Linked DNA regions of Homo sapiens: region 1 is linked to region 2. A link is a loop called in an ENCODE intact Hi-C map of the cell type or tissue named here. Cell type or tissue: dorsolateral prefrontal cortex. All regions are shown on one strand. Links, peaks and the distances in the headings refer to the core of each region. The heading gives the core; the rest is flanking DNA. Region 1 overlaps LOC105369308 (a long non-coding RNA gene). Region 2 overlaps SIM2 (SIM bHLH transcription factor 2).

Region 1 (4,389 bases), core at 207-4,206, 71 kb after region 2:
ATCTAGACATTCGTGGTGGCCCTTCATCTGACACAGGAGTATGAGCCATGAGCCTCTTTGGGGGTATGTTCAGGGAGGGATCTGTGTACCAGCTGTGAGATGAGGTAGGCCCCCCGGGCAGGCCCGGTGCTTTAGCGCCTCACCAAATTCCATCAGTCCCCCAAGGCTCACTGGGAGATGATGCCCGCCTCCAAGGTTAGCCTGTGGCATTTGATGCTCACCCTGGAAATGGCAGAAACACTTAATCCACCGTGGAATCAACTGATAAAAATAACTCTCAGCCAATAGCTTGTTTCTGCAAATTGCAATTAAGTGGCTGCTGGTACTTCCAAATAAATACGGTAACAATTTCCATCTCTGAGCAGCTTTATTTAATGTCCCGTGACATCTGACATACCATATCATTCTTCAAGCACCGAAACAAGAAACTCCATGTCATTCAACCCCTATTGCAGATGTGGAAGGCAATGGGTGGAGGGTGGCTTCCCAAGGACACTGTTGTTATCGTTGCATTCGGCTAAAGGGAAATCAGCCATGCATCAGGAACACGGGCCGGCGGGGAAGTCCTGGCCATTGCGTGTTCTTCCCTCAACGCCTCTATTCCTGAGTTGATGGTGTTTCTCCGGAGAGGAGAGATCCAAATGTTCTGGAATTGGGCCCTCTACACCCCTAAAGCCAAGGAGTTTTATTTTTAAAATATAAATACAATTTGCCAGGGGTATCCAGGTGAAATCAAAGATTAAAATCATGGCCTCTTGGGGCTTGCAGTGAGCCGAGATCGCGCCACTGCACTCCAGCCTGGGCGACAGAGCGAGACTCTGTCTCAAAAAAAAAAAAAAAAAATCATGGCCTCTTTTGGGGATGTAAGCAATAAGTGTGCATGCATGTGTGCGTGTGTGTGGGGGTGGGTTTATTGAAGTGAAATTCACTTAACATAAAACCAACCATTTTAAAGTGCACAATTCAGTGGCATTTCTACACCCGCTCCCTCTATCTAGTTCCAAAAGCCTTTCATCACCCCAAAAGGAAACCCTCTATCCACTAAGCAGTTGCACCCCATTCCTCTCTCCTCCTAGCCCCTGGAAACCACCAATCTGCTTTCTGTCTCTCTGGATTTGCCTATTCTGGGCATTTCATATAAATACAATCATGTCATGTGTGGTCCTTTGTGTCTAACCTCCTTCACCCAGCACATCTTCAAGGTTTATCCATACTGTAGGGTGACCAGAACTATTCCTCTTTGTGGCTGAGTAATATTCTGTCACATGCATATACAGCATGTGGGTTTTTAGTTGTGTTTTTTTTTTTTTTTTTTTTTTTTGAGACAGAGTCTCACTCTGTCACCCAGGGCTGAAGTGCAATGGCGTAATCTCTGCTCCCTGCAACTTCCGTCTCCTGGGTTCCAGCAATTCTCCTGCTTCAGGCTCCCTAATAGCTGAAATTATAGTCGTGCACCACCACGTCCAGCTAATTTTTTTTGTATTTTTAGTAGAGACGGGGTTTCAACATGTTGGCCAGGCTGGTCTTGAACTCCTTACCTCAAATGATCTGCCCACCTCAGCCTCCCAAAGTTCTGGGATTACAGGCATGAGCCACCATGCCTGGCCTCCTTTTTATGACTGAGTAATATTCTATAGTATGTATATAGAGTGTGTGAGGTTTTTTTTTTATTTTTATTTTTTCGAGACAGTGTCTGACTCTGTTGCCCAGGCTGGAATGCAGTGGTGCAATCTCAGCTCACTGCAACCTTCTCCTCCCAGGTTCAAGCGATTCTCATGCCTCAGCCTCCCGAGTATCTGGGATCACAGGCACCTGTCACCATTTCTGGCTAATTTTTGTATTTTTAGTAAGTAGAGACAGGGTTTCACCATGTTGGCCAGGCTGGTCTCAAACTCCTGACCTCAAGTGATCCACCCACCTCGGCCTCCCAAAGTGCTAGGATTATAGGTGTGAGCCACCACACCTGGCAGAGTGTGTGGGCTTTTTGTTTTTGTTTTTTTTTTCAAAGTTACTTGGACTCTGTCACCTTGGTCTACCTTGCCCAGGAAGTCCTATGGCCCTGCCACTATGTATTTTATGTACACAGCAAAAGGTGGGAATGGATTCAACAGCTGTGTCCTCAACAGCCGCGTCCTCTCTTCTACCTGCACCTGGAACTGCAACGGGGCAGATAAATATTTCCCAGAGACGCCTGCAGTAGCACACAGAGTGTGTTGGGAACAATTGTAAAGTCGTGCGGCTAGTGAAGCTTAGGACGAAGGCATTTTGAGCTTGTGAGTCATCCATGGCTGTAGTGGAGCTTTGGCCCACAGGGTTAAGCAAACAGTAAGGACAGGGATAAAACTGGGGCAAGGCTTCTAGAAGGTTAGGGAAAAGGGAATTCAGTGAGTGTTCTTGGGGTGTACTCCTAAAACACACTGTTTAGGGAACTCTTGCTGGTGTGGACTTCCTTAAACAGAAAGTCTCTGATGGGGAAGGAGGGTCCCTCACTTTGGACAGCTTTTGAGACCATTGCTAATTTGATCTCATTTTGACAATGAAGGATTTTACTCAACTTTTCATTGTCTTCCTTGAAATTTCCTTCATACCCCTCCTTCTCCCCCAGCTACCTTCAGTCCCATTGTCCCGGCTGACGGGCGGGCGGAAGTATTTCCTGTGCTCTGTGAATGCTATCACATGACACCCGAGTGTGGAATCGCATCCCCTGCTGATACAGTCTGAAAGCTGAGCTTCCCCATCCTCTCAGGTTTAAAGAAATGGTCACTAAAATTCGTTTAGTGTTTTTCTTCTTTTCCAACCAAGAAACATAAATGTGTGTTTGAGATCAACACAGACGATTCTTGAGTGAAATGGGACTTTACACATGGGGGTATTTGTTCATAGGTTTGAAACATTGAAAACCAATACTGTTCCGACTCTCAAGAGAAAAACGAGTTGTTTTTTTTCTCCCTAATGGAGTGTCGGTGATGGCTCTCCATTAGGGAGGAACTAAAGGTGGAGGTCCGCTTTTTAGTGTGGGCATGTCAGGTGCGAACCCTCCCATGCACTCTCCTCTCCTGTTCTCACTCACACACACAATTTAAAATGTTTATGGAATCTCTGCTCTGGGACCAGGACTCTGAGACCCAAAATAAATAGGATTCGTGCCTGCCTCCCACAAGGAGGGCAGTGGCCCTGTTTGGTTTTGCTTGGCACCTAGCACAAGCCCTGACACTTAGTAGGTGCTTTGTAAATGCTGACAGAAAGAATGAATGCTTCCCCTCACCTGGCTGTGTCAATATTTGCCTGGTTCTGCCAGGCCTGATATTTGCCACGTAGGCATTTCATGTCTGCACACACGTGGGGATGGCGAGTTGTGGACGTTCTCAACCTGACTAGCAGCAGTGCCTGCCAGGCAGGAAGTGCTACCATCTTGGAAGAAGTAAAAGAACCTGCTGATGGGATTCAGTCCGGCTAGGCTCTGCAGCCCACTTGGGGGTGTAAGGTGCCCATGCTGGCCTCAAAGCAGAGGTGTCCCTGCCACATGGCCCATTCTTTGCAATGTGAAAGCCAAAATGGAAAATGAAAATAAATAAATAAATAAGTAAACCAACAACAAGTAGTCCCAAGAGAAACAAAAAGGTATTCCTAATGGAAATCTCATGGGTGACTCCACAGGAGCTGGAAAAGGCTGATTCCTGGAGCCCACGGGTAGAAAAAGCCACATCCACTTACTTCCCAATTCTGCTCCAGGTCAGTGCCGAGGGCCAGGCAGCCTCCAGAGCTTTCTGGATCCCTGAGGACAGAGACTGGGTGGCCAGCTGGGAGCATCTCCAAACAATTCCTTGCTTCCCAGGATATGGTGTCCGGGGAGGAGAATGCTCTTTGTAGCACCAAAGTGTGTTTCAGGCGGGGCAGAGTTCACAGACAGCTGCAAGATTGTGGCCAAATGGGAATTTTTCGAAGTGAATTGGCTGTTTATTCAGTTGTGTGTTTGTGGGGCACTCAGACATAAATATCATGTGAGCCTGAGTTCGGTCAGACAATCGAAGTTGGGTAAGTTGGGAACTGTTTCATTTGTTATCCTGACTGAACTAGAACATGAGTGTTTTTGTGGGGTTGACCAAATATTGGAATCTCGACTGAATTTTTAGGAGAACAATATCTAGTGTGCCACTCAGGAGGAGAATACTTTTGTTGGTTGGTGGCCAACTCAGGATCATAAAAAGAAAATGAAGACACCTTAAAACATACAGGACAAGGAAACATTGATCAATGAGTAGCACTGATTTATTGGCCAGGGTTCTCCAGAGAAATAGAACCAATAGAATGTATATCATATACTTTTATATATGTATATGATCTCTCTCTCTCTCTCTCTCTCTCTCTCTCTCTATATATATATATATA
Region 2 (4,389 bases), core at 97-4,096:
CAACTGTGTGTGCTATTTTGTATTCTCTCTTCCCAGCCCGAGAATGACCTCTCCCCACCAACCCCCAGAAGACAGCAATAAGAATGCAACTCATGTTTTTCCTGCAGCCAGCTACCCCATTCTCATCACCCTTAAAGCCTCTTCTTTTGCATTTTGTTCCACTGGGGTATTCTGGCCAAGCTGGGTGCCATAGTCCAAAGCACACATAAGACCCATTTGTCAAGAGGCCTGTTGGCCTCACTGGATGGTTGGAGGGAGTTAAAAGGCCAGGGCCCCTGGAATAAGTCCTTCTGTATCTTCCTAGCACTCATCACAATTGAAATTTAAGGAGTCATTTGTGTAATGACCAGGGCTTCTTAATGATTTGTGCCACAGCACAAAACCTACAGATCCCTACTTGGAGTAACATTTTTAAATACATAAAATAAAATATATAAGATTACCAAAAAAGCAACTGTATTGGAAAATAATTATCAAAATATTTCAACACAGTGATACGGATATAAATGTGCTGCTTTATTAATACATAAATAAGAAGATTCAGTAGCAGGTCTTAGAACTCCTGAAATTTTGAAGTAGGCATGTGGGCATAAGCGATATGTTTAAACCTGCAAAACTTTCCTATGATATGGAAAACATCTGTGATTTCTATTGTTGGCAAAGCCACAGGTACTAGGGACCCCAAGATGGTTTATCATCTATCATCAGAAGCAAAGGAAATGCCAAATTTCAACTGGAGGAAACACATATGTAATTTTCCCCATGAAATGTCATGGACCACCCCCGACCCCCGAGTTTTAGGCACGGCATCTTGGTTAAGGAGAAGCTTGGTCTAGACCCGTGATGCTGTAATCCCTGGAATTCTGACCCAAGAGCACGAGGGGAGCAGGCTTGCACCACTTTTGTCCTCTACCTAGCACTCAACACGGGTTCTGGCCAACAATAGGAGCTTGATGAATATTGGCTTAAAAGACACAGGTATCAATGCAAATCCCCACGTGGTGGGTGCTGTGTGTGTATTGGAGAGACCTGGGCTGGGCAGTCCTAGTCATGCCCAGCCACTTGGCAGATGTGGGAAGCAAAGCCCTGAGTTCCATTTAAGAATGTCGCCTTGCTTTTAGTCTGTTTTTTTTTTTCCCTCTGGATGGAATACCTTGGAGCAGGTGGTGGTGCAGCGGCTGGTGGGCCGTGAGGACAGCGGTCATCTCATCGTGGTCAGAAGGATGGATGTATTCATAAATACTGTTGCCCGTGAGCTCCACCTGCCGTGGAAGGGAAGGGTCAGAAATGCCACCGCCTCTCTGGGATTGGCGCAGGGGGAGGGGCAAGGTGTGTCACAGGTGCTCACCCTGCCAGGAACAGAACTTTGATCTCTGCTGACAACCCACACCTTTGCCAAACGCAGAAACAGTTTTCTTTTCTCAACAGAGCTCAGAGCTCTGAACTGTCTCCCACACTGTCTAAAAAGGCCATGGCACTGAGGCTTGAGCTTGCAGCCAAGAGAACCCTTAGCAGGAAGGACCAGAAAGCAAAGGGTGGAAAAGGTGGGCACCAGAGGTGGGCGGCGCTGCTGGCCTGGGCAGCATCCTTCATACAGAAGAGGGCTTGAAACAGACCCAGGCCAGGGTCTCTGTCCTTCCCTTGCTGGCGATCTGAGGGGACTGGGTGGCCAGAAGGCCAGCTGTCCTGTCCACATAGTGCTCCCTGTGGAAGTGTTGTCCACTCCGAGGCCGACCAGCCGTCCACGGCAGGGGCGCCACTGCGCCCGAGGAGGACATGAACTCAGACAAAGGCCCTTTCTTCGTCGACTCTGAGCTGTGCCCCTCAGGCGCTGCCAGGCCTCTCTCACATTACCAGCAATGAGTCTCTGGCCCTCCCAGTCCGAGATGACTGTGCTAATTCTGTGGCTCCCGCCCAGGGGTGTGGCTGGGGCTGTGCGTGCCCTGCGGGAGGGTCTGGGCCTGCTCCAGAGAGCCACGTTATATGGGGATTATGTCCTGGGGTTGCTGCCTCAACAGTCCGACGCTACCTATTTCCAGACACAGCCCACAGAGGACAGCACATCCATGTCACTTTGCAGGAATGGATGGCCCCAGGAAAATACCCATCATAGTTACAATTTTTACACAGAGGTCCCTGGAGGCCCAAATTCCCGAACTTGAGAATCTTTCGAATGTTCTCTCAAACATAAGCACCAGGAGAGGATATGATAGAGTCTCAACACCTGGGCCCCCACCCACCTTAAGATGGACAGTGGCACAGAATGTTCTAGAAATGACTAGCAGAGCAGCCTTCTGAGCAGTGGTGGGTGGATCCTATTTTTAGAGCTATAATCAATAGTGCTGAGGGTGGCAGACAAGGACAGTGAGTCGGTGAACCCCAGCATTGTTCAGGGGAGGCCCAGGGGCAGTGGTAGGACTTCCTCCACCACCAAGGGGAGTCCCAGTGCCCAGCCTGAGAAGAAACTCAAAGCATGTGGGAAACCGTCCTTGGGTGGCGAAGGATCTTGGGTAGGTCTGGAGAATTCCTTCTTGACCCTGCCGGAAGGAGAGAGGGTAACTCAAGATAACAAAAGGAGGCTCATGGTGTGTCTTGTCCCGAGCCACCCCCTTGTTATTTTTAGGTGTGTCTTGCTGCAGGTGTCGCTGGGAGCCTGTGGCTCTCCATCAGAGGAGAGACAACATGATTATCTGCAAAGTGGCCATCCTGACGGTGCCACCTCACGCAACAGGACAACCCAGCCAGCTGCTTAATGGAGAAGTTCTGGGAGTTGCAGTTCCAGATTAGCATCTAGGCCATCAGCTTTTACTTGGGACCAAGGGGTCGTGGAGGGGTGAAGTGATTTATCGCACTCCTCTGAGCCAGTTCTTCCAATTTGTTAAGAAGAGCGAGTTGCTTTCTTATTCAGAATAAGTTACACTTCTGGCCTGCTAAGTCATCTTGTCCCTAAAACGGCTCTCACAGTTCTATGTTTTACATTATTCATGGAATGTTTCCTTCCAATATTATGCAAACAGAGCAACAGAGAGAATCCTATTAGAGGAATCCTCCCTACCCTCTACTTAACACCCACTTCCCAAGCCTGGCACTTTCTCAACAGATCTCCCAGACGGACATTCGCCTCCCTGAAAAGTTTATTACAGGATTTCATTTAAGAAAAATAATAAAACTAAATATTCTTCTTTCGAGTCATTCCTGTTAATCCTTAAAAAGTTTAAATAAACTGGCAACAGGTAAGCCAGCCATTTGGGACAGGACCATTTCCTTTTTTCCTCAGGGTGGCAATGACTATGCCCTGGGAAGGCCTGTCCAGGTGCGGAGTGGCAGAAGCTAAAAACTAAGAGAGTTGGCTTAAGAAAATATATATTGACACTTTGGTAGGCCGAGGCAGGCGGATCACCTGAGGTCAGGAGTTCAAGACCAGCCTGGCCAACGTGGTGAAATCATGTCATACTAAAAATACAAAAATTAGCCGGGCGTGGTGGCATGCGGCTGTGATCCCAGCTACAAGGGAAGCCGAGGCAGGAGAATCGTCTGAACCCGGGAGGCGCAGTTTGCAGTAAGCCGACATCGCACCACTGCACTCCAGCCTGGGCGACAGAGCAAGACTCTGTCTCAAAAAAAAAAAAAAAGAAAAGAAAGAAAGAAAAGAAAATATATAGTGACTCACAATTTCAACAGTTTATTTTAAAAATGAAAAAATAACAAAATAGAGAAATGTTATATTGGCCTATCGTTTCTCCCTTCCCCATGTTTTCAGGGAAAAAGAATAATTCTGGTTTGCTCGAAGTTCTTTTCTGGAAAAAAGTAACTGATGTGTTTTCGGGAAACAACTTTACCTCCTTGCAGAAAGACCTTCCATCTGTGCTTATTAAGGGTTAGATTTGCGTTTTAATCCCAGAGTAGGTTCTTATGTTTTCAGAGTTCCCGTTCTCAACACATGCTTTTGAAGAATGAGAAGGGTGAGGTTGCACAGATGAAAGGCTTGGTTTTCTGAAGGCTCGAGTCTGTGACAAAACGAACGGGAAAACTCCAGAGCTGTCTAGGAAGTGAAACAGCCTTCAAATAACGGAAATGTCTTTACAGAACAAATTTTGGAATGATAAAACAGTCCTGACCTTAAGTCAAAATTATGGTTGACATGGTGTTTCCTGTATTTACGTATCTATCCACGCTTTTGAACACTGAGAGAAATGTGACTACCTCACAAAAAAAAAAAAAATTATGGTTGTCGCTATAAAACTCCCTGGGTCTCATGCATCAGCCTTATTAAAACAGACCTTCCATGTGATATTTTAGTATTTGCAAAACCCTGCTAACTACAAAATGGATAGCTTTCCTACTAAGAGCTTTTTTATGTTTTGCTGAATAGCTTTTCTTCTTGCCAAG

Evidence for each region. A loop is a pair of places that touch in the nucleus more often than their neighbours do. Peaks named below come from ENCODE experiments on the same cell type or tissue, not always from the same donor. Only the 100,000 strongest peaks of a DNase experiment are listed, where the experiment ranks them.
Region 1: it touches region 2 in a loop (2.1-fold over the local background); 2 of 110 quality-filtered maps call a loop at or near these places.

Annotation. Positions count from the first base shown.
Region 1 is chr21:36,645,757-36,650,145 of GRCh38, reverse strand. All of the region lies in intron 1 of LOC105369308 (a long non-coding RNA gene), which reads left to right. Among named protein-coding and RNA genes, the nearest start is that of SIM2, 51 kb to the left of the region's middle. In dorsolateral prefrontal cortex, for the core only: no CTCF peak of the experiment used is centred there; no DNase peak of the experiment used is centred there.
Region 2 is chr21:36,716,694-36,721,082 of GRCh38, reverse strand. It overlaps SIM2 (SIM bHLH transcription factor 2), which reads right to left. Exons shown (of 11, transcript NM_005069.6): 4 at 1,154-1,262. Among named protein-coding and RNA genes, the nearest start is that of SIM2, 20 kb to the right of the region's middle. RefSeq lists an enhancer at 785-1,571. In dorsolateral prefrontal cortex, for the core only: a CTCF peak has its summit at 1,752; a DNase peak (open chromatin) is centred at 1,822; H3K27ac peaks cover 1,009 bases; H3K27me3 peaks cover 1,092 bases.